Linked DNA regions of Homo sapiens: regions 1, 2, 4, 5 and 6 are each linked to region 3. The links are chromatin contacts, found by Hi-C or POLR2A ChIA-PET in ENCODE. All regions are on one chromosome and are shown on one strand. The core of a region is the stretch at or near the end of the contact, and the rest is flanking DNA. Distances in the headings are between cores, read along the strand shown.

Region 1 (3,816 bases), core at 1,317-3,816, 610 kb after region 3:
CCCTAAACATGTTTCTATCTCTACATCATCATCCTCATGTATGTTTCATCCTCTCAGAACTACCACTCACTATATGATACAAATCAAAATCCATTATACTTAATGCACTACTATTTCAACAGAGTTTGGGATAGCAAACAATAAGCTTACCAAATCCAGTGCTTTCTCCATTATAACAAGGATTTAGACAGTCCCTAAGAACCATCTAATATTTGATTTGATTCATCCTATCACTATCATGATATGATCCACTATCAAGATGTGATCCAGGTATTATATATACCTGTTCCAATGTCACTGCGACAGCATTAAACATAACCTTCATCCCTATGTCACTCTCACAGTCCCTTTTCTGTCTTTTGGAAATAGAACAATTACAAATCATTAAAAAATCCTCCCACATCACCTTCAGTGTCTATTATAAATCTTCTTTCCCAAAGTCTCTCTCACTCTGAGACAAAATTCTGGGTTCAGCCTTGCCACTGTATCCCTGTATGATCTCTGGCTACTGAATTTAATTTCTCATCTATAAAATGAAAGTTCCTGTCTTTGTCTACAAGGTATCTATATAAATCAGTATAATAAAATTTGAAATCCCTATGTAAAGCATGAATGCTGTTCAGATGTTAAGTTATACAGAATCATTGTATAAATGTATGCTTCCTCAACCTAATACAACAGCCACACCATCATCACTTTAAATTTCTGAAGTTCATAAAGCTATAGAAATAATTTTTAAAATTAAAAATTGGGTTGACACTTTTTATTTGGGTAAATTAGATCTTTTTTTTTTTAACCCACCATCTACTGTTACCATTACTGCATCAACGAAAGAGCACTGCAACACCAAAAGAATAGGAATGATAATCTCTGAGAATAAATTTATCTTCATGAATAACCATACTGTCTTTCTCTCCCTCCATCTTGGATAGATGATAATTTTATCATGTACAGGGTCCTTGGTCCAGTGTTTAGGAACCACTACTCTAAACTCTGAACTGTAAGTTCTGACTGACTGGGCAAGTTGCCAAGTGTTCTACCAATATGGAGGCCTGTCTGGACTCCAGAAAGAAGCAATGAGAATATACCACAGGATATAGGAGTTGGCTCTGAAGCTAAGACTCTGGAAAAGAATGGGGACTGAGGCTGTCTAATTCTCAGGAAATGGTCTCTCCCTGTCCACTGTAGAGTTAAGGAAAGACTTAACTCTTTCTGAGTCTGGAAAGAATAGGATGTCCCAACCCCATGGCTGACTAGCAGTAGAGAGGAAAATTTAGTAGTGTGAAAGTGGCCATTATCACTGAATGCCAAACCAACTTTCCAGAATTTCACGTGCATTTGGGTTGGTGGGGAGAAGAGGACCTAAAAGAATGCTAGTAAGATGAACCCAACTACAGGGTGTGGAGAGGAAGAGATAAATTTTCAGGTGGCTAAAATGTTCAGTATCTTGAGACTGATGATGATTTCACAGATGTGTACACATGTCAAAACTCATCAAACACACATTTTAAATATAATATAAACTAGCTTTTTAAAAAATTCAACTGTAAGAAAGGAGAGTAAGGCCATCCTGTTTGGGATCCTAAATATAGTACTGTATAGGGCAAACCATATGACCTCCATAAAAGTAGAATTAGCAACTGAATATGGTCAATCCAATCAAAGACCCACAGTTAAGCACAGGTAAGGAGCAACAGTGGAATAAGGTTGTCCAGAAGCAAGTAGAGAGAAAACACAAGCTGTCACAGCGCAAAACCCTTCATGAGAGGGCCCATCTTCAACTATGCAGTCCAGAGAAGGAACTCGAAGGAACTGAAGTTTCTGTGATTACTCTGTTGAAGTCTGAGCCTCAAATATGACTTTCATTACCATAGTACTATTGCCTATGACACCTTCATTTTCTCGTCCTCCAGAATATGGAAAGTCCATGGGAGCAGAGGAGTCAGGTGCACAACACTTCCATCTAAGCTGCCCTACTTTGTCTAAAACTATTGCTCTCACTGGACAGGGCAGTCCATCGAAGGAGGCCTCAGAACCAACCTCTCACCTTTATCCAAGTCTCACAAGCCCTAATTCCCTCCTCCCATGCCTCGCCTTCAACTCCCTCACCAATTTGCCGCCACCCCGCAGGCTCCCACCTGCGCCTTTTACTCTCTCTCTCCTCGCGCAGGCCTTACCCCTCACTCTAGTCCCAGGGTATCCTTCACACCAGCCCTCAGTAGCCCCAGCCCTAGTAAACCGCGTTCAGGAGTCCCTTCAACTTGGCACCTCCGAAAGCACCCAGCCTCTCACAGCCCCTCATTTGTCCACTCACCTGTAAGCTCTCACCCTCCTTCCCTATCTTAGACACTCACACCCGGACCCTCACCACCTGCCAACCCCTCACAACCAGTACAGTAACCAAACCCGTCACCGTCTTTTCCCAGTCTCTCATCCCCACAAACGACTCTCCAGGCCCTCTGGCCCATGCGTACCGTTCACTCACGGAACGCCGAACCTGGCCGGGCCCGGTTGCTGCTGCGGTGTTAGGTGAGTTCAGGCCGCCGCCATCGCTTCTCAAGCGCACCAGCCGCGCCCCGCCCCGCGCCACACGCAGCCCGCGCCCCCGCGCACCACACGCAACCGCCCGGCGTCGCACGACTGGGCAATGGCGTGCCAGCTCATTGGCTGAGCCGGACCAAACCCGAGCAAGGACGCTTGTTTCCTGGCAACGGCTAAACGCAAGGGCGGGGTCGCCGACGGCTATCCGAGGGAGGAGCACCGCCTCTCCTCTTGGTTCCGTCCCTTCGTACGTAAACCCCGCCCCTCAGAAGGACTCCGGCGTGTCATAGGCGAAGGCCTCTGGGAAGGTGGAGGCCGGCAGGGCGGAGGCGGAGCCCGGGAAGGAAAGGTGGAACCAGAGGGCAGAAGGCGGGACCTAAGGAGAGGCGATTTTTACAGGCAGGGAAAGATCAGAAGGGCGGGGCTTGGGAGAGATGGAGCCGGAAGAAAGACGAGCGAGAAAGGGGTGGGGCCATGGATTCCAGGAGACGCTTGGAGTGGAAGAGTGGGTGTGGAGGGGCGAGGCTATCACGAAAAGAGAGGAGGAATCAGTAGGTGGGCCGGGCCTGCGGAAAAGTGGAGCCCTAGAGAGGGCTGACTGCGGGCACTCTAGTTCATTTTGCTCCATCGTCGTGCATAGCTTGGTCTCTACTTTAGTACCCCAGCGGTGACTGCCCCTGGCTCCCCCAACACCGCTGTGCTGTGCTGCTCCGTCACCCCTTGAGCACTTAGTCAAGGAACACGGAATAAGTGCCTGCATGCCCAGCTGGATTCCGGATCAATTAGAACCGGCCTCTGCTCTCCAGGACCTCAGAGAATTGCAGCGTAGTGTAATAAGTACATTACTACGGGGGCCACCTAGGAGCAGCACTTAGCATGATTTGCATGTATAGAGGATGAGAGGAAGGTACGGTGAAGGAGCTTAGGGAAGACTTCCGGGAGGTGACGGTGTCTAAGCCGAGTCTTGGGAAACAAGCAAGAGTAAGATAAACTAAAATAGAAAAATAGAAGTTTCAGATAAGGCATGTAGTTTTAAAAGTACTTTACCGGCTGGGCGCGGTGGCTCACGCCTGTAATCCCAGCACTTTGAGAGGCCGAGGCGGGCGGATCACGAGGTCAAGAGTTCGAGACCAGCCTGACCAACATAGTGAAACCCCGTCCCTACTACAAATACAAAAATTAACTGGGCGTAGTGGCGCGCGCCTGTAATCCCAGCTGCTTGGGAGGCTGGGGCAGGAGAATCGCTTGAACCCGGGAGGCGGAGGTTGCAGTTAG
Region 2 (4,019 bases), core at 142-2,641, 980 kb after region 3:
AACAGGGGATGACAGTGGGCCTAAAGAGAATGGATGAGGCCTGGAGAACAAGAAGGGAGAGATGTGGACCTGATTCAGACTGGCAGAAGCATCTGAATTCTTCCCAGTCAAGCCTGCCAGAACCCAGAAGAACTTTTATGTCACCACCCCAACTTCTGGGAAGCTGGAGAGCAGAGAAACCACCTATCCCACTTTCTTCAATGTGTAAATGAGCTAATGGAGGTTTCCCCAAAGGAAAATGCAAAGGCCACAAGCAACAAGACCAAGGCCAGAGACCAGGAATTCCAACCCTTCACCTTGAGCTTTTGCCTAGAGCTGATACATTTCTGTAAGAGGTAAGGAGGCTTCTGAACACAGGAGACACATGATCACACACGTATATTAAATATTTAACATGTCTCTAGCTGCAGTGTAGAAAACAAACTGAAGGGGAGAAATTGCAGACAGAGAGGCCAGCGGCTTGGACAATGGTAATGGGGCTAGGGGATGAAAAAGGAGGAAACAAAGCAGGCCGATTCCATGTTGGAGGCAGACTGAAGGGTAAGAAAAGCCTGAGGAAGCAGGGCCCTCACATCTGCAGAGGCTCAAAGGAGAAGATGTATTGTCGGGAAGGCTGATTCTGTGTTGCAGTCCTACCAGGTAATCCTAGGCCAGGCACTTACCCTGATTCTAAGTTTCCCACACCCTCCTTTGAACAATGATACTGACAACTCTTACTGTCTCCAATCCATCCTCCACACTGTAACCGACGACCCTTTCAAAATACAAATCTGAAGAAATAATTCCATTGCTTAAAACCTTTCATTGGCTTCTATTCTCAATATACGCAAAACTTCTACCTCTTGAACTTGAACAGCATATATGCCCCTTTCATTTACTATGTATTTCAACCACAAGGACCACTTGTGTTTGTGACTCTGACAGAACATGCTCTCTTGTCCCAGGGCCCTTGTACGTACTTTTTCCTGTCTGAAGAACCCTCTTCGCTTCACCAACTTCTACTCAACAACTCTCTCTGACCCAACGTCAGTTTCTTTTGGAAGTTCTCGGATCTTCAGATCAGGACTCGCCCTTAACGGTGCCACAGGTGTCCCTCCCCGCAATACACACAGCGCTGGGATCCACCAATGTCCGCTTCGCGGCCTGAAACAGCTCCCATTGCTCCCGCGAGTCACTCACCTTGTTTTGCGAGGAGGCCGCAGGCGGAGGTCGTGAGATTACGGGCCCAAGGCCCGCGGCTACTGGGGCCGCCTCGGCCCACTCAGGCTCTTCGAACATGAGGGTCGGGAGGGCAGGGTCGCCGAGTCCCCGCTCTTCTCCACGTGCACAGCGCTCCTCTGGAAGTCGGAGCGCTCAGACCTGCCAGAACCGACCCGGAAACCAAAGCGTGACAGCCAGGGGTTGCTAGAGCGGCCGGCGCGGCGCAGCGAACCATCGAGTTTAGCCAGGCGCGGCTAGAAGGGCAGGGAGGCGGTGGGAGGGGAGGGACGGAGGCCCGCGCTGCCCAAGAGCGCCACGGGCGGGGCGGGGCCGGCGGCGGGCTGCGGGCGCGGCCGGACGGGAGTTCCCCGGAGAAGGATCCTGCAGCCCGAGTCCCGGTGAGTGCGAGAGGACCCGCGCCCCCTGTCACCCCTCACTTCTCCTGAGTCCCAAGTAAGGAACGGAGCCAACCCTGGGGAGGACCCCCGGTCCCCTCTCCCAGAGTATACGGAGCCTGAACCTCCCCACTTCCCCCAACTCTGTTCGCGGATAGGGTCTAGTTGCCTGCTCTCGGACATCCGTTCAGCAGACACTACCTCTTCGTCACCCCCTGCCCACCCTGACCCGCCTTTACCTCGCGTCTAGAGGACACAGCCAGGGATCATCCCGCAGCCCCGAACTCCTTCACAGACCCCCACTAGCCGGGGACGCAGCTCAGGCCCCCTACCCCCAACACAAACACTTCTCTCCTGTAGAGGATAAAGCTTGGGGTTCATCCTCCTTCCCTGGATCACTCCACAGTCCTCAGGCTTCCCCAATCCAGGGGACTCGGCGCCGGGACGCTGCTATGGACGACATTTTCACTCAGTGCCGGGAGGGCAACGCAGTCGCCGTTCGCCTGTGGCTGGACAACACGGAGAACGACCTCAACCAGGGGTGAGCTGAAACGGTTGGTGGATGAGAGGAAGGCTAGAGATCTCCTGGCTACGTGGAGTGGAGTGCTCATGTCTGGTGGTGGCGGCTGCCTTTGCTAGCCAGTGTAATGAGTGCTAAGCATAGCCTGTGGGGGGCAGAGGGTTTTCACAGAGGACGCAGTTTGAGCTGAATCTTGACTGCAGAATAAGAGTTTCACAGGCAGAGGCTACAGAGAGCTTTCCAGCCTCAGTAGACTGCATGGCCAAAGGCTAGGGGGCAAGGCACAGAGCAGAGAGAACAGGAAATTGTCTGGAGTTCCATATGGCTGGAGGATAGATGATCTCTGTGGGTCGGAGCATTGGGTACAAGAGGAAAAGAACAGGACATAAGACTGTAGAGGTCTCCAAGGATCAGCCAGATCATGCAAGCATATTTAGGCTATAAGAAGGTCTTTATTTTAAAAGCAAGGTTTTAAAGCTGTATAGTGACATAATGAGATTGTCCATTTTTCAGTATCGTCTTGGATGCTTTGTGAAGAGCAGGTGGAAAGGAGGCAATTGCCTAGTTCATCGTAGAAGTAATGATGTCTTGGACTAGAATTAGGGTGAGTGAAAAAGAGAAGTGATCAAATTCCAGAAGTCTTTAGGACGAAGAATTGTGGAACTTGGTGTGGGGAGTGAGTAAGGGCAAAGATGAGGACCAGGGTTCTGGCTTGGGAACTTGGTTGTTTTTACTGAGATGGAGAAAACTGGAGGATGAGGCATTTTATTTTGGACATGTTAAAGTTAAGGTGACAATACAGCAAGGTGGAAATGTTGAGTGTGTTGTTGGTTATGCAGATTTGCAATTCAGGGGAGGAATCTGACTTGGAGACACAGATTTGAGAGCTATCAGCATATAGATAGCATATATATATCATATATATAGATGATACTTGAAGACGTGGTTGTGAAGGAGAACGTCTCAGGAGAGTGGAAGGCAAGAGGTCAGGGGACAGGAAGCCTGCACGACAGAAAAGGAGCAACCGCAAGTTGAAAAAGAAATAGGAAAATGTGTGAGTAAAGCTTACAGAAGAGAATGTTTTAATGAAGGGGAGGTAGTCAACGGCAGTACAGGCTACTGAGAGATCAAAGAACATTAATATTTTAAAGTAGCCATTGAATTTACAGTTGGGTTTTTTTTTTTTAAGTTAAGGGGTACATGTGCAGGTTTGTTGGATGGGTAAACTCAGGTCATGGAGGTTTGTTGTGCAGATCATTTCATCACCCAGGTATTAAGCCGTGGCACCCATTAGTTATTTTTCCTGATCCCTCCCTCTTCCTACCCGCCCCACTCTGGTAGGCCCCAGTGTCTGTTGCTCCCCTCAGTGTGCAGTTAGGATGTATTTGACCATCTGTGAGTGTTGTTTCAGAATAATGGGTGAAGAAATCAGACTACATTGGGTTCCTTAATTTAAGGCACTATGATGAACACCTTCTGTGCTGGGTGCTAGAGTCCAGAATCTGACATAATCTCTGCTCTCGATACAGCAGATTTGTGGCAGATTGAAAAGTAGGCCGGGCGCGGTGGCTCACGCCTGTAATCCCAGCACTTTGGGAGGCCGAGGCTGGTGGATCACGAGGTCAGGAGTTCGAGACCAGCCTGACCAACATGGTGAAACCCTGTCTCTACTAAAAATACAAAAATTAGCCAGGCGTGGTGGCGTGCGCCTGTAATCCCAGCTACTCGGAGGCTGAGGCAGGAGAACTGCTTGAACCCGGGAAGCAGAGGCTGCAGTGAGCCAAGATCATGCCACTGCCCTCCAGCCTGGGCCACAGAGCAAGACTCTGTCTTAAAAAAGAAAAAGAAAACAAAAGTTGAGAGGTGAGCAAATAGTGAAAGTGAATGTACACCAGTTCTACAAG
Region 3 (3,693 bases), core at 916-3,415:
TAAGGATGCACCCATGACAGCCTCAGGAGGTCCTGACAACATGTACCCAAGGTGGTCAGGGCACAGCTTGGTTTTATACATTTGAGGGAGATGTGAGACATCAATCAATATATGTCCGCAAAGGCGGGACAGCTGAGTCCGGAAGGGGGTTTCCAGGTCATAGGTAGATAAAAGACAAACAGGTTGCATTAAGCAATAGGGCAAAGGAAGTAACCAGATATTCATTTATCTCACCTGAGCAAAGGGGTGACTTTGAGTTCTGTCTGGAGCTTTTTTTTTTTTTTTTTTTTTATCTTAGTAGCTGTCTTTTTTTGGAATAGAATGGGAGCCAGGTTTGCCCTAACCAGTTCTCAACCTGACTTTTCCCTTTGGCTTAGTGATTTTTGGGTCCCGAGATTTTCTTCCCTTTTACACTATCTAAATGTATTAGTTACCAATATTGAAATAAGGAAAAGAAATCTGAAAGTATTAGGTTGGTACAAAAGTAATTGCGGTTCTTGCTATTATAATACTTTTATTTATTTTGTTTATTTTTATTTTTTTATTTTTTGAGACAGAGTCTTGCTCTGACACCCAGGCTGGAGTGCAGTGGTGCGATCTCGGCTCACTGCAACCTCCGCCTCCCGGGTTCAAGCAATTCTCCTGCCTCAGCCTCCTGAGTAGCTGGGATTACAGGCGCATGCCACCATGCCCGGCTAATTTTTTTTTTTTTTTTTTGTAATTTTAGTAGAGACGGGGGTTTCACCATGTTAGCCAGGGTGGTCTCGAACTCCTGACCTTGTGATCCGCCCGCCTCAACCTCCCAAAGTTCTGGGATTACAGGTGTGAGCCACCACAGTTGGCTTTATAATACTTTTAATTTCAAAAGCCGCAATTACTTTTGCACTAACCTGATAGTAATTGACTCCCTTAAAAGTAGTCAAAGCATATTCCCAAGGTATTGGATGTGGATACATTTTTGTGGGAAAGTTGTTAAACTTCCAACAAGTTTATAATTGTCCTTGATCACCATGCATGAGTCAGATGGAGAGGGCAAAAATGAAAATTGTACCTTGTCAGGTGGTTTCCAAAGGTGGCACCTTTTATTATGTAATGTGCTCTACAGGAGGTAGACTAGGATTGTTTTGATGCATACAGCACAGAAAATGAATCTATCAACTTATATTCCTCATGAAAATGGAGCATGCTGTTTGTGGAGGCACAATGTGGGGTCATCCTGTGACCAAACGAGTGGCAACTCTTGTTCAAGTTTCCTCCTCGTTCGGTTTGATTTCAAGGTTACCTCAGTTTCAAAGCAGCCCTTTCTGTCCAGGGCACAAAACTCCTGATTTACTACTTACAACTAGTGGTTCTCAGCCTCAGATTCGCGTAAAAATTACCTGGAAGACTTTTCATTTTTAAATAATGTTACTGATATATATGTTATATGCAATAATATGCACCCATTTACTGTGCACAGTTTGATGAGTTTTGAAAAAGTTTTACCCCTTTTAAAGATTTAGAGCATTTCCAACACTCCCAAAAGTTCCCCAGGTCCTTTGTAGCCAACTTTTCTCAGCACCATCCACCTCTCCGCCACCCATCCTCCATCTCCTAGCGGGTGACATGGTACTTTGGTAGGTAGCACACAAGTGGATCGTTGGAGCTGAAGGATAATTCAAATTGGTAAACTGATTCGAGGGACCATGTGCAACCATGAAAGTGGTAGGAGAAGGGGAGTTGGGTGTTTAGCTGGCCTGGGAGGCAGGGAAGGTTAAAACAGGGCTTTTCAAACACAGCACTATTGATGTTTTGGAATGGATCATTCTTTGCTGTGGGAACTGTCCCATACATTGTAGAATGCTTAGCGGCATCTGTGACCTGTACCCACTAAGATGCCAGTAGCATTCCCCTAGTTAACAACCAAATATCTCTTCAGACATTGCCAAATGTGCCATCTAGTGCAAATCCTCCATTCTGCCCTCGAGAATCACTGGATTAAGAGCATTACCTTCTGTCCAGAGGCTCTAAAGGACTACACAGCTCATTTCACCTAGACGCTCCTTCCCCTTTTCTCTTCCTGACAGCCCCAAAAATTTCACTTTCATTTCTCAGGCAGTTCCTCCTCAGGAGGGAGGGACTTCTTCACACAGAGGAACCTCATTTGTTGAATGAATCCTGACCACACCCACCCTGGCTTTTCTTCACCTCTTCAACCAGGAGCCGAGATTTCTGTTGCTCTGAAGGTGTGTGGGGAGGTTTGTGGGGGGTAGAGGGTATGAGACTCCAGGAGAAAAGTTCTCAGTGAAGTTAGGGGAATTTGATTTATGGCCCCAAGTCTCCCCTGCTCTGTCGGGAGCAAAGGCTAGCTTGCAGGCTTCCTGCTTTGAGTGCACACTGATAGCAGCCTAGAGTCTGGGGAGGGACAGCCTTGAAAGCAGTGTTAAAGAGGCAGAAGGCCGCCTTTGTTTTCTGGGGTGTCTTTTTTTCCTCCAGGCTGAATCTATTTCCATTCCCTTCCTATTGTATAATTTTGATTTTCTACCTTGCAAAGGAAACAATTCTCTCTCTCTCTTTCTCTCTCTCAAAGAGATGAACAGAAGATCTCTTATTTTCCACCTCCTACTCCCTCCTCAAAAGAGAAGTTGGTGAAAGGAGGTCTCTGTTTTCCAAGTGTGTGCAGGGCTTAGCTCCTAGTATGTGGCGTCAGATAGAATGGAGCCATGGGAGCACGGCCAGGGGTTGAAGTGGGTTCTTTTGCTGCCCTCCTGGCAACCACTAAGGGGCTTTCTGTGGCCATCCTCACGTATTCTTAGTCCTTGGCCTCCCTGACAATAGCAGGTTGAGTGATGTGACTGCCGCACACCGCTCTGTTCCCTCTGTTCCTATGTCTTTCTGCAGGTCTCAGGGCTCTCCTTGCACATCCCTGAACATACCTGTTTACTTTTACTTCAGTAACCCATGTGCTACCAGCGTCTTCACCTGTCTCAGAACTTGCTCCTCATCATTCTTCCTCTTAGACACACCTTGGCATTGATTTGTAACCTCAATTTGTTATTGCTTTTCTTTGCTCACAATTACTTAACAGAAGTTGTTCATTGTGGGCTCAGAAGGAGCCCACGGATTTAATCTTCTTGTTAAGAATTTGATATAGAGTATGTCCTATCTTAAGCTCACTTGTGAGCAATTTGCACCTTGATTGATATGTTACAGATATTCTGACACATGCCATTCTGGCCTCTGCTCTCACCCTTCAGAGTTCACTGTAACTGCCATCCTGTGTCTCTGCCTTACTCCTGGGTAGAATCCATGTCTGCCTACATACTGACTGTCTCCCAGAGGCGTCTAGTCAGGCACAAGACCCAACATATGGGATAAAATTGATTATAAAGCAGGCTGCTAATGTAAAAACGTGCAATTAGCATCCATTTAACATTCAATAAATATGAAATATACGTGGAAGCCTACATCCAAATAGAAAGTGATCATAGACCATATCGATGAATGTTAGAGTACACAAGAAGATGACTAATACTATGGAGTAACATCTTCAAGAAGTTACATTAGGGTAATGACTCTGTAAAGACCTCATGAAGGCCTTGCAACTTTAAATAGTTTTTATGAAAGTTTTAAATAGTTTTCATTGTAAGAACACATTTGAGTAGAATCTTAAGAATGCGAGGAAATTAAAGGCTTTAATGGTTTTTCCCACGG
Region 4 (4,127 bases), core at 1,101-3,600, 790 kb after region 3:
CCTTTTTTTTTTTTTTGCGATGGAGTCCTGCTGTGTCACCCAGGCTACAGTGCAGTGGCAAGATCTCGGCTTACTGCAACCTCTGCCTCCCGGGTTCAAGCGATTCTTCTGCCTCAGCCTCCTGAGTAGCTGGGATTACAGGCACACACCACCATGCCCGGCTAATTTTTGTGTACTTTTAGTAGAGATGGGGTTTCGCCATGTTGGCCAGGCCGGTCCTGAACTCCTGACCTCAGGTGATCCGCCCGCCTTGGCCTCCTAAAGTGCTGGGATTACAGGCGTGAGCCATCACGCCTGGCCCTTAAGACCAAATTCTTAACATGGCCTAAATTTCCTGCTCAGTCTGGCGCCTGCCTTCCTCCTCCCTGCCCCTGGCTTTGGTCACACTGCTCTGCAGCCTCAGTAGCCTTCTTCTGATTCCTCGAAGACATGTGTTTTCCTTCTACAAGGTGTTTGCATGTGATTTCCATGCTTCCTGGGACCTCTTCTCCTACTCTCTAAGCTGAATTAACTTCTACTCATCCACTATATTTTAGTTCAAACGTCATGTTCTCAGAGAAGCTGTCCTCCAACCCTCTCTCCCTATCCCCGAGACCAGTTTAGCTACTGCTCTTGTGCGTTCTCAAGGCACCATACAGCTTTTCTTCATGGTACATATTACATTTGTAATGTTATTCTTATTTGATTTTTCTCCTAGATTGTCAGCTCCAAGGACTCAGTCTCTTTTGCTCACAATTATATCTTCAGGACATAACACAGTGCCTGGCATATATTAGGTGCTGAAATCATATTTATTGCATGAATAAGTGATTGGAAGCATTTTTCAAAGGATTACTCTGGGTACTGTGTTGAGAACAGTTAAAGGGAGGTAGGCAAGAGGGTATGCTATTAAAGTAGTCAAGGAAAAAAAATGGTGGTGGCCCAGATTAACTTTGGTGGCAGTGAGGAAAGAGCGAAATGAATGGATTTGAGAAATATTTAGGCAGTGGATGTGACAGAACTTGGTGAAATGAGATGCAGAGAGTGAGAGAGGGGTTAATCTCAAGTCTTGCTCATGACTCCAGATTGGCAAAGAGCCATTTTTGAGATTCGAAGGAAGAACAGATTTGGAAGTGGGGTACAGAGAAAACCACAGAAGATAATTTAGCTTGGAATCTATAGGTTTGGAACTCCTGTTTGTCTTTCAAGGAGATGTCAAGAGAGCAGCTGGACATATGAGTCTGGATTTCAGGAAAGAAGTCTGGGCTGGATATATAAATTTGGGAATCATTAGCATATATATGAAATTTGAAGCTTTGGGAGTAGATAAAATATCTGGGGAGAAAGAACAGATACTGAGAGAAGACAGCTCGGGACAGAGCCAAGAGCCTCACCAGCATCTAAAGAGAGGAGGAGAGGAAGCAAATGAGATTGAGAAGAGCAGACAATGCTGTAGGGCAGAAAGCAGGAAAATGCTTCAAGGAGAGTGAGTTGACATACCCCACCGAATACTACTCAAAGGTAAAGGAGATAACAGTGTCCACTGGAGTTCTCCACAAGGAGGTCTCCGGTGACCTTGGCCTAGACAGTTTCAGTGGGTGTCAGGGACACAGAGTGGAGTGCTTTTAAGAATGAATGGGAAGTAAGGAAATGAAGACAGCAAGCGTTGACTCTGAAGGGCGGAGAGAGCTGGGACTATAGCTAGAGGGGCTCAGAATGCAAGAGATACACAGGCCGATACAAAACAGGTTAGGAATTGGCAGTGGGAAAACTGCTTCTAATCAGTGTTCTTGGCAGTGCTAGGCCTCCTGGCTGAGCTGGGGACACAGCCGCCCCAGGGCACACCCCTCGGTCGCTGAGGGCAACAGAATGCGGCTTGACAGATCCAGGGCCTGGGACCCCTGCTGGAATCGGCGCGGCCTGCCAGCCCACCCCACCCCACGTCCCCTTCCCGGACCTGGGCCTCCCCTCCCCCAACACCCACTGCCCCTCGCTTCGCGTCCTCCATACCCGCCCCTAGTCACCCCGAGGGGCAGGAGGTAAAGGGCAGCGGAAGGGACGGTGTGAGGGCCCGAGTGGACCCTGCGATGGTGGGTATGAGAGGACGGTCTGCGGGCGCGCGGTGGAAGGGCGACCCGGGGATGGGGGATGGGGCCGGCCGGGGGACCCGGGCTGCCGCAGGGTAGGGGCTACAGGGTCCGCCGGCCGCTGGTGATCGGGACGCAGCCACCGGGGCTGGGCCGGGGCAGGGACACCTCCTACCTGCGCGGTGAGGCCCCGGGCCCAGATGACGGAGGTGGCTCAGGCTGCGGGGTTCGGGCTCCGCCGCGGCTTCTCCATCACAACATCCCCCGCCCAGGAGCGCGCGGGCCGCGGGGCCGCGCCCCGAGCGGCGGAGGCGCGCGCAAGGGGAGGGGGAGGGGCGCCATCTTGGGGCGGGCGCGGGAGCGAGCTCGGCGGGCGCGGCACTTGCCGCAGCTTCTTGGGGGCCTCACCCTGCGGGCGGCCCTCGGACCTCGGTGAGCCCCGCGGTCCAGCCCTCCCAGCAGACACCCCTGCAGCCGACTCCCTGGGACCCCCGCCTAGCGCGGCGCCGTCCTCCACTACTATTCCACAGACTCACCCTGCGCGCCCCGCAGCGCCCTGGTCCCGCACCCACGCCGGGAGACGCGCGGACGGGGCTGGAGCCCGAATGGCGGCGGCTGTGCGGCGCCGCGGCCGCGCGGGGAAGGATTCCCGGGAGGCACTCTGCGCCGCTCCTGCTGCACCGCTCCCTGACGTCCTGGTGGGGAGGCTCTGAGGACACAGCGTTGCTCATAATAATAGCTCGTATTTATTGACCACTTACACCGTGCCGGGCTCTCTATTAAACCGTTAACGCGCATTAATCTTCACATCAGCTCTGTAAAATCACCAGAATTATTATCCTCATTTTTCAGAGGCTGAGGCTAAGATTAAGAGAGGTAAAGCGACTTGCCCGCAGTCACAGTTAGTGATGAATTTAGACTGGAACTCCGATGTTTCTTGACACTGAAATACCTCTGCTGCTGAGCATAAAGCTGACATCAAGGCCTGGAAAATGTCAAGAATACATTGCTCCCCGGTAGAAATTCACAAGGAAGGGGATATTGTGAATGAAAAGTGTAAAGATGTAAGGAAGATGGTGGGGTGCAATACTTACTACAGACCCTCCCTGGATAGTGGGATACATCCCAATGGTCAGATCAGTGACCCAGAGGCCATCAAGGATAATGAGAGGTTATATTACCATCCAGAAAGCCTCTACATGCTAATCCCTCTCAGGTGCCTAAAACTAAAGATATCCAAATCTGAGTTCGTTCTTTCTTTCAAGGCAGGGTCTCACTCTGTCACCCAGGGGCAAGATCATGGCTCTCTGAAGCCTCAGCCTCCAGGGCTCAGATTCCTCCCGCCTCAGCCCCCGGAGTACCTGGGCCACAGACATGTGCCACCGCGCCTGGCTTTTTGTATTTTAGTAGAGAGGGGGTCTCACTGTGTTCCCCAGGCTGGTCTGGAACTCCTGTGTTCAAGCGATCCTCCCACCTCGGCCTCCCAAAGTGCTGAGATTACAGGCGTCAGACACAGTGTCCAGCCTCAATTTATTGTTTCATCCCCCTTTATTAGTCTTTTAAGGAGTTTCACTGGGGTGAAAAAGAACCCTCTTCAACACACACAACACAACACACATCCCACACTGGACACAACTCCATTCCATCCATTCCAATGAATGACACCAACTACTGGCTTCCCAAGCCAGAAGCTTCAAAGTCATCTTTGAATATACTTTTATTTTACTTGTGGTAAATATAAATGTTTTAACTTTTTATTATGGCAAATTTCCAATATATACTAAAGCAGACAGAACAATATAATGAACCCTCATATACCTATCATTCAGTTTCAACAATTATGAATTCACAACCAATAGTTTATAATGATTTGACAAATGCCTATGATATATGAACCATGTATCAGGTCCCAAGCCAGGCCCTAGGGATCTAAAGACGAATCAGATTTGACTGCATCTCACCTGGAGGAAATGACATCTGACCTGGGTTCTTGAAAGATGAAGAAGAATTACCCAGAAGAACAAAAGTGTCCTCATTCATTCATTCATTCATTTTCTTTCA
Region 5 (3,744 bases), core at 1,245-3,744, 770 kb after region 3:
GTGTGGTGGCACATGCCTGTAATCCCAGCTACTCAGTAGGCTGAGGCAGGAGAATCACTTGAACCCGGGAGGCAGAGGTTGTGGTGAGCCGAGATTGCGCCATTGCACTCCAGCCTGGTCAACAACAGCGAAAACTCTGTCTCAAAAAAAAAAAAACAAAAAAAACACAAAAGGTTAAATATCTCCACAGGCATATTTACTTTATCTTATGTAAAGTGCCAGACGAACACATAATTGAGTATCTCCCTACCTGCTCCTTTTCTCTTGCGACATGTGGATTACCATACCCTTCTTCTTTCCCTCCAGCTCACTTTTCCCCTTTAAATATTGAAGCCCTCAAAATCATCTTTGGAGAAAGCCACAGACCACAGACTGTTTCTGCGATTCCGTGTTTATTTCTTCCAGCCATGTCCTTAACCTTGGCAAAATAAACCTCTAAATTGATTGAGACCTGTCTCAGACATGTTTTGCTTGACACATCCAAATTCCAGTTCCAGCACTTACTAGCTAGCTGTGGGATCTTGAGCCACTTACTTAATCCTACTTTCCTTCTCCGTAAAATGGGGATAATTATAATACCGACTTCCAAATTTGTTGTGAGGATTAACGTAAGGCAGAGTCCTCAGAAAAGTACCTACAGAGGGTTATTCGGGCCAAGGGCCAAGGTTGAGGACTGCGACCCAGGACACACTTGCAAGTTGTCTTGGGGGAGCACTCTGGACAACAAAAGAGAGGCTCATATTTTCAAAGAAAAAAAGATGAATTAGGAGAGGAAATGAATACAAAAGTTGTTCATCAGGAATTCTCATTGTTTACAGAAATAACACTGGTTATACATTGTTTAGCGCTTGGCTATACATTGTTGAACTATAAGGTGTATGGCATTTAATGGCTACTTGGCATAGCAAGTGGTTTCAAGAGATAATTACTTAGCTCAAAGAAGAGTGAGAGTGACTGTTGCTACATTTTAAATGCCTGTCTGGGCCTGATAATTTAAAGGGGCTCATCTTCCTTAGATAAAAAGGTTTTGTTTTGTTTTGTTTTTCATAGTACATAATCTTAAAAATGCATGCTAATTATTACTGTGAGTACTCTATCTGAGATGATGTCCCCAGAACTGGGGGGAAAAAACACTTGTAAAAAATTATCAAAGGAAAGAACTGACAGGACTTGATAGCTCTGAGGATTCCTCAGAAGCACTCGTCAAACAGCTTAGGGTTTAATTGCTATTCTGCCACTTAACTTCTTTGTGCCTCATCCTATCTGTAAAGGAGGGTAATAATAGTATTTGCAGGGACCAAGGGAAACTTTCCCTTCGCCCTCTGAAATTCTGCTGAAAAATCAACCCACAAAAAACAGATTAATTGAAGAAAAGGCATAGAAATTGTATTAATGTGTCCACGGGGAACCACAGAGTGACTACCCACTTCCCAGACGAGTTCAGAAGCTTAGGTGTCATTCAGGCAAAGGGGGTTGTGGGAGTGAGGGGAAGAGGAATTCTGCTGAGGGAGAAGGAATGGATCAGGGAACAGATTAACTAGCACATTATCATGTGAAGGGGTCTGTTCAGGTGTGATTATATTCTTGGTTTTGTAGGGAGGGGAAGAAAAAAACCGTTGTTCCTTTTGATGGGTCTGGACGCTAGGTAACGGCTTTGGGAGAGAGGGCGCGGGAGTAGGAAGGCCAGACACACCTTAAGGCTTAACTTAGTAAGTCAAACCACCATATTTTGGGTATGGATTTCTGAGCCCCAATATAATAGGTACTTCTTAGGGTTGTTGTGAGAATTGAAGATTATTAATTATAAAGTGCCTGGGTTGGTGCTTGGCACATCATAAACAACTCCATAAATGCTCGCTTTTACTGTCGTGGATACACGGAGGTGGGAGACCCAATTGGGTTCCCGCCCATGTTATTGGCCCCCACGGCTATATGGTCTTTACGGCTTCCTAGTCTCTTCACCATCTCTAAGGTTTGTTTCCTCATCTGAATCACAGGTGAGTGATTCTCAGGGTGACTCAAGAGGGCTGGTGCCAGTGGCAGAGCATGGGGAATCGAGGGAAGGCGCCTTCCTGTCAGAGGCAACACACCCAGTGGGAGGATCCTGCCCGCCCTGCTCTCTCCTACCTCCCCTTCCCGGGCTAAACGCTGGGGTCGGTCTGGCAGCTATTCCGGGAATCTGAGCGCGGATTCTGACAAAGGAGACGTCTTCCACCGACCACATCACATGGAGCTCCAAAGCACGAGCACGGCCTCCCGCGGCTGTGACCTCAAGGCGGAGCCCCTGGTGACCTCAGGGAGAGTCCCCACCCCCGCAGCCCGTGCGCCCGGGGCAGGGCGGGGGCAGGGAGAGGGGGCGGAATCGGGGCGGTCCCGGGAGCGCCCCGCCCCCTCCGCCTCCGCAGCGTTGACAGCCGCCCGCCACCGAGAGATCAGCTGTCAGAGATCAGAGGAAGAGGAAGGGGCGGAGCTGCTTTGCGGCCGGCCGCGGAGCAGTCAGCCGACTACAGAGAAGGGTAATCGGGTGTCCCCGGCGCCGCCCGGGGCCCTGAGGGCTGGCTAGGGTCCAGGCCGGGGGGGACGGGACAGACGAACCAGCCCCGTGTAGGAAGCGCGACAATGCCCCGCTACGGAGCGTCACTCCGCCAGAGCTGCCCCAGGTCCGGCCGGGAGCAGGGACAAGACGGGACCGCCGGAGCCCCCGGACTCCTTTGGATGGGCCTGGTGCTGGCGCTGGCGCTGGCGCTGGCGCTGGCGCTGGCTCTGTCTGACTCTCGGGTTCTCTGGGCTCCGGCAGAGGCTCACCCTCTTTCTCCCCAAGGCCATCCTGCCAGGTTACATCGCATAGTGCCCCGGCTCCGAGATGTCTTTGGGTGGGGGAACCTCACCTGCCCAATCTGCAAAGGTCTATTCACCGCCATCAACCTCGGGCTGAAGGTGAGCACTGAAGGGGCTGCAGTGGAGGAGGCCGAAAGGAGTGCTGGGGCTGGGGGCTGGGGCTGATGCTGGTGCGCTGGGCTCAGAATGCATCCCTGATGGAGAGGGTGGCATCTACAATCCATCACTGAGTTTGCTCCCCTTTGGGGACACCCATGGCTACATGCCACCATCACCCCATTGTGACCTTTGTGAAGTAAGAAAATAATGCAGACAGTGCCTGAGGAAGTCAGCTTGCCAAGCAAAGGCCTCATGCCACAGGCCGCTGAGCTAAAGAAGAAGCGATGGCCTGGTGCTGCCTGAGTTACAGGGCAATATCTGGAAGGCAAAGGTGTGCACTGAGCTTGGTGCACTGAGTCCTGCCCAGCCCCAGTTTGGAAATGGAGGCCCAAGGGGTGGTGGCCAGGGGTTGGCCTGGTTCCTCTGCTCTGCCTCTGATTTCTCACCATGCGCTCCTCCCACTGCAGAAGGAACCCAATGTGGCTCGCGTGGGCTCCGTGGCCATCAAGCTGTGCAATCTGCTGAAGATAGCACCACCTGCCGTGTGCCAATCCATTGTCCACCTCTTTGAGGATGACATGGTGGAGGTGTGGAGACGCTCAGTGCTGAGCCCATCTGAGGCCTGTGGCCTGCTCCTGGGCTCCACCTGTGGGCACTGGGACATTTTCTCATCTTGGAACATCTCTTTGCCTACTGTGCCGAAGCCGCCCCCCAAACCCCCTAGCCCCCCAGCCCCAGGTGCCCCTGTCAGCCGCATCCTCTTCCTCACTGACCTGCACTGGGATCATGACTACCTGGAGGGCACGG
Region 6 (3,826 bases), core at 1-2,500, 700 kb after region 3:
TCCAGCGTGGGCTCCAGCGCAGGCTGGGCTTCCGGCTGGGCTTCAGCGCTCCGGCCAGGCCCAAGGCGAGGCGGCTTGACCGGGGTGGGCGGTGGCGCTGCAGGGCCTTTCCGGCCCGAAAGGGCCCTTCGGAGGCTCTGTACCTTCTGCAATCCGGTGCGCCGCAGCCGCTGGGCCCTGGACTCCACCGGCTCCTCGTCCGAGCTCTCTCCAACTTCGGCCTCCAGCTGCTCTGGGCCCAGCTCGGACTGGTCCGCCGGGCCCAAGGGCTCTGGTGCCTTCTGGAAAGCGCTGGCTGGGACTTCACCCTCCTCCTGCATGTGACGGACACAGCACTGATCCTGGCAGCTCCTTACCCCCAGCAGCCCGAAACTCACTCCTTAATTACACAAGGGAAACCTTTTACCTCCGCAGCCAGAGTCTGGGGGGAAAGGCAGGCGTGGGAAGGTAAGGGGAGGGAAAGCTGCGTGCGAACTGCAAAACGCTGTAAAGTAGGTGAGGCCTGGTGAGGGGCGAGAAGAGGATAGTGCCCGCAGTCACGGAATGCCCTTTCAACCACCGTTATTTTAGGGATTGGCTGGGACTCAGACCAAATTCTGCGGACGTGGCCTGAGCTAGAGCTGGGCGGGCTTGGATTGGCCAGGCGGGGCTCAGGCGTGAGAGGGAGGGATGGGGCTGGGTCTTGGGAAGTGGGTGCGGCTCTGTGAGTCTGTTCCACAGCAACAGACGGCGGGAGGGGTCAGGAATGTGGGTGTGGTAGGTGGATGGAAGCGGGGAGCCCCCAGCTGGTGGCCCACAGGCCGGCAAAGGCCTCGGATTGGGGACCGTTTGAGGTCACTGACCTTGAAGAGCAGAACGTGGAGCTTCCCGCGCGCCACCAGCAGCCCGTGGTTGGCCTCCAGCCGCTGCACCTGGGCTGCGCGGCGCACCGCGCGCTCTTGGGCGGCGTTGGCGTGCGAGCTCACGCGCTCCGCCTTGGCCAGCAGCTGCGCCAAGGTGTTGCTGGTGGTGTCGTGGCTGCGACTCAGAGCGCCCAGGCCGCTCTGGATGCGGCGCACGGACCCTGCCAGGCCTCCCTGCCTTCGAGCCAGGCCTCCCTGCCGCTCCCGCAGAGTCTCCAGCATGGAGGCCAGCTTCTCCAGCAGGGTCACCACCGTCACGGCGTGCACGGGACCCCCCGCCGGCGCCTCGGGCACAGGCCCCCGCTCCAACGCACTCTCCCTCATGATCCCTGACCGCTCTGCTCCGTCTGCCTGCAACTGCTGGCCGCACTACGGTCAGGGGCCTCCTTTCCCTGGCTCCTCCCCAGCTCCAGCTGTGACTCAGGCAGGCGGAGTTGGCCTTCTGGGGCGGCGGGAGGGCGCGAGGGCGTGGGGATGTTGGCAGCGGGGTCTCTTGAAAGCGTTTCGCCTTCCGCTGTCCCGCGCCGGGGGCCTGCTGGGAAGCCTGTTGGCCCCAAATCGGCCCCCTGCAAACCCTCTCACTCTGAGTTTGAGTTACCCTCCTCCGCTCCAATTCCCTGGTGTGCCTGTTTCAGTTCTCCACTGCAAAGGGCGAGTCACGGAAATTTTTATTTCATGCATCTTAGTGGGCGCAGAGACTGTGTTGGCACGGCAAAGAGATAACCAGAGGGGCCTCCGTCGCCGTCCACTTTCGGCCTCCCACACCAGTGAAGATTGCCCCCAGGCTGGATGCAGGCGACAGGGAGGCCCTGGAACATTCTGCTTACAGATCGCGAACTGTCAAGGCCCGAGGCCCCGCTTTGTGACTTGGACAGGCTGCTCATTGTGGGCTGGCGGGCGGGGCATCCTCTGGTGTTTTCCTAATAGTCATCTCCAGGGTTTAGCCTCAGGCTTCGTTTCCTGCTTCTTTATTTCGTCCTCTTGGGTAGCATTATCTGGTTTCTTTTCTCTAGTTTTCTGCCCTCTCTTTCTTTGGGTTTCACTGGTAAATCTCAGCCGCCCCGGCCCCAGCACCCAAGCTTGGAGGATAAGCAGGACACCTTCACCTCTTTTAAAATCCTTAAAAGCGTTAGACTAGGCACTGGTCTTTGCTTTGATAGAGGTTACTTGGGCTCCTGCCTGACTTTTTTTGCTTGTTTGTTTGTTTCTTGTGTTCTGTGGAACTGCGGAGAGTAAAGATTTGAAATTGCTGCTGCAGAGAGGGAGAGAGTGGGCATGGAGGATCCAGTTAATGATGTGGATTGTGAATTTCTAATGTCAGCAGTTCGAAACATCCCATGCCTTAGCCGGGCGCGGTGGCTCATGCTTGTAATCCCACCACTTTGGGAGGCCGAGGGGGGAGGATCACGTGAGGCAGGGAGTTCCAGACCAGCCTGGGCAACATGGCAAAACCCCGTCTCTACTAAAAATACAAAAATTAGCAGGGCGTTGTGACACACGCCTGTAATCCCAGCTACTCGGGAGGGCTGAGGCAGAAGAATCGTTTGAACCTGGGAGGCAGAGAATGCAGTAAACCAAGATTGCTCCACTGCACTACAGCCTGGAGGACAGAGCAAGACTCCATCTCAAAAAAAAAAGAAAAGAAAAAAGAAAATCCCGTGCCTTGTTTGTAGCAATACTTGGCAAACCGTCTCACAAATGCAAGTAATCCATTAATCCTGATGATCTCTCTCCCTCTTCCTCTTCTCACTGAACCTGTGAGGGCCACTTGTTGACAACTGTGGAAGAAACTTGTGTCACTCTGGAAATAGTTACATGGGCCTGAAGTGCCACAGACGTGGGCAGCTAATGCCAGAAATCTGGTGATGCTAAGCTGATGGCTGATTTCTACAAATACAAGGCCATAAGCCTGACCCCTGCTGCTTAATACAAGAGAAAATAAGCTCTCTTGGGAATCTGGTGGGAATCACCATCTCTTCCAGTGAAACTACATTTACCCAGAGAGATCCATCAGGGATGTACCAGTTAAAATGCTTTCAGACTGAGGGAACAAAAACTCAATTCAAACAGTACTTAGTAACAGGAAACTCAATTCAAACATAATTGAAAAAGAGGATTGGTAGAGTGGTGATTAAGTGTGAGTCATTCACAGCTCCAAATCTGGTTTTCTACAGTTCTCTCCACTGCTCAACTATGAGCCCCATCCCGCACCTCTCACACTCCCCCATGTCCCCCACACACCCCCTACCCATGTGTATGTGCCCACATACGCACAGGTGTCAGCTTCATTCCAGGCCTCACAACTCTGCACAAGATCTTAAAAAAAAAAGGGGACCATCTTAAAATTTAGGACATTTATTTCCCAGAAGCCTCCCAGAATTTTTACACTTGCCTTCCACTGGGTTACATGGCTTTTCCAAATCCAAATTCTATGGCTACAAAAATGACATGCATTGATGGGTTTAGGCCTATGTTCCCTAAACAATCACTGACAAGAAATCTAATAATTGGCTTTTGACAAGTTAGATCAATTCTGAAGTAGAGTAGATTCAGCTTCCCCAGGAGTATTAGGGTGGTATGGGAGGAAAAGTGGATATCTGTACAAAAATCTGGGTACTACTGGGAATGGATATTAATATTACAGGAAGCCTATGAAAGAATCACCAGCTTTGATGAGTGGGGCTAAGGAAATTCAGTGCATTTGGAAGTAAGAAGTACTTGCATAGATACTTGGATAGATTTGGATAGATTTTTTTTTTTTTTCCTGAGACCAAGTCTCGCTCTGTCACCCAGGCTGGAGTGCAAACGCGCGATCTTGGCTCACTGCAACCTCCGCCTCCCAGGTTCAAGCAATTCCCCTGCCTCAGCCTCCTGAGTAGCTGGGATTACAGGCACGCGTGACCACGCCCAGCTAATTTTTGTAA

The links. A loop is a pair of places that touch in the nucleus more often than their neighbours do. ChIA-PET counts read pairs that join two places held with the same protein, here RNA polymerase II (POLR2A). Pooled maps may share reads with other maps.
Region 1: a map of B cell shows a loop between it and region 3 (19-fold over the local background). The contact joins the promoter of FHIP1B here to the promoter of TRIM34 in region 3. A Hi-C loop is called at or near these places in 5 of 168 maps with a recorded cell type or tissue (B cell, CD4-positive, alpha-beta T cell, CD8-positive, alpha-beta T cell and 1 more), 9 of 37 single-sample maps with no recorded cell type and 16 of 50 pooled maps.
Region 2: a loop to region 3 is called in a map with no recorded cell type, with 4 times the contacts of the local background. The contact joins the promoter of RRP8 here to the promoter of TRIM34 in region 3. A Hi-C loop is called at or near these places in 1 of 168 maps with a recorded cell type or tissue (naive thymus-derived CD4-positive, alpha-beta T cell), 6 of 37 single-sample maps with no recorded cell type and 13 of 50 pooled maps.
Region 4: a pooled map shows a loop between it and region 3 (2.3-fold over the local background). The contact joins the promoter of APBB1 here to the promoter of TRIM34 in region 3. A Hi-C loop is called at or near these places in 3 of 50 pooled maps. POLR2A ChIA-PET finds 5 or more read pairs at or near these places in 3 of 52 experiments (OCI-LY7, T-cell and activated T-cell).
Region 5: a pooled map shows a loop between it and region 3 (5-fold over the local background). The contact joins the promoter of SMPD1 here to the promoter of TRIM34 in region 3. A Hi-C loop is called at or near these places in 1 of 37 single-sample maps with no recorded cell type and 4 of 50 pooled maps.
Region 6: a pooled map shows a loop between it and region 3 (4-fold over the local background). The contact joins the promoter of CAVIN3 here to the promoter of TRIM34 in region 3. A Hi-C loop is called at or near these places in 8 of 50 pooled maps. POLR2A ChIA-PET finds 5 or more read pairs at or near these places in 2 of 52 experiments (AG04449 and activated naive CD4-positive, alpha-beta T cell).

Annotation. Positions count from the first base shown.
Region 1 is chr11:6,232,070-6,235,885 of GRCh38, forward strand. FHIP1B (FHF complex subunit HOOK interacting protein 1B) reads right to left here and starts at 2,567. Exons shown (of 12, transcript NM_001098794.2): 1 at 2,475-2,567. It also overlaps a transcript of CNGA4 not described here. RefSeq lists silencers at 2,242-2,291, 2,472-2,771 and enhancers at 2,814-3,504, 2,902-2,981.
Region 2 is chr11:6,602,225-6,606,243 of GRCh38, forward strand. It overlaps RRP8 (ribosomal RNA processing 8), which reads right to left and starts at 1,392. Exons shown (of 7, transcript NM_015324.4): 1 at 1,180-1,392. The coding sequence starts at 1,278. ILK (integrin linked kinase) reads left to right here and starts at 1,550. Exons shown (of 13, transcript NM_004517.4): 1 at 1,550-1,598; 2 at 1,956-2,136. The coding sequence starts at 2,048. RefSeq lists enhancers at 625-1,166, 1,162-1,351, 1,942-2,181, 2,412-2,571, 3,884-4,019 and a silencer at 1,422-1,631.
Region 3 is chr11:5,622,836-5,626,528 of GRCh38, forward strand. It overlaps TRIM34 (tripartite motif containing 34), which reads left to right and starts at 2,166. Exons shown (of 8, transcript NM_021616.6): 1 at 2,166-2,225. The region is part of intron 7 of TRIM6-TRIM34 (TRIM6-TRIM34 readthrough); the gene reads left to right. It also overlaps a transcript of TRIM5 not described here. RefSeq lists enhancers at 1,775-1,854, 1,945-2,214, 2,585-2,684.
Region 4 is chr11:6,416,744-6,420,870 of GRCh38, forward strand. APBB1 (amyloid beta precursor protein binding family B member 1) reads right to left here and starts at 2,351. Exons shown (of 15, transcript NM_001164.5): 1 at 2,242-2,351. RefSeq lists silencers at 2,119-2,308, 2,319-2,718.
Region 5 is chr11:6,387,980-6,391,723 of GRCh38, forward strand. SMPD1 (sphingomyelin phosphodiesterase 1) reads left to right here and starts at 2,495. Exons shown (of 6, transcript NM_000543.5): 1 at 2,495-2,937; 2 at 3,405-3,744. The coding sequence starts at 2,620. It overlaps LOC124902624 (a long non-coding RNA gene), which reads right to left and starts at 2,377. Exons shown (of 2, transcript XR_007062573.1): 1 at 2,128-2,377. RefSeq lists a silencer at 2,212-2,711.
Region 6 is chr11:6,319,251-6,323,076 of GRCh38, forward strand. CAVIN3 (caveolae associated protein 3) reads right to left here and starts at 1,251. Exons shown (of 2, transcript NM_145040.3): 1 at 843-1,251; 2 at 1-314. The coding sequence starts at 1,226. LOC101927825 (a long non-coding RNA gene) reads left to right here. Exons shown (of 7, transcript XR_930998.4): 1 at 1-447. RefSeq lists enhancers at 1-664, 1,208-1,257, 1,468-1,827, 1,838-1,897, 1,928-2,017.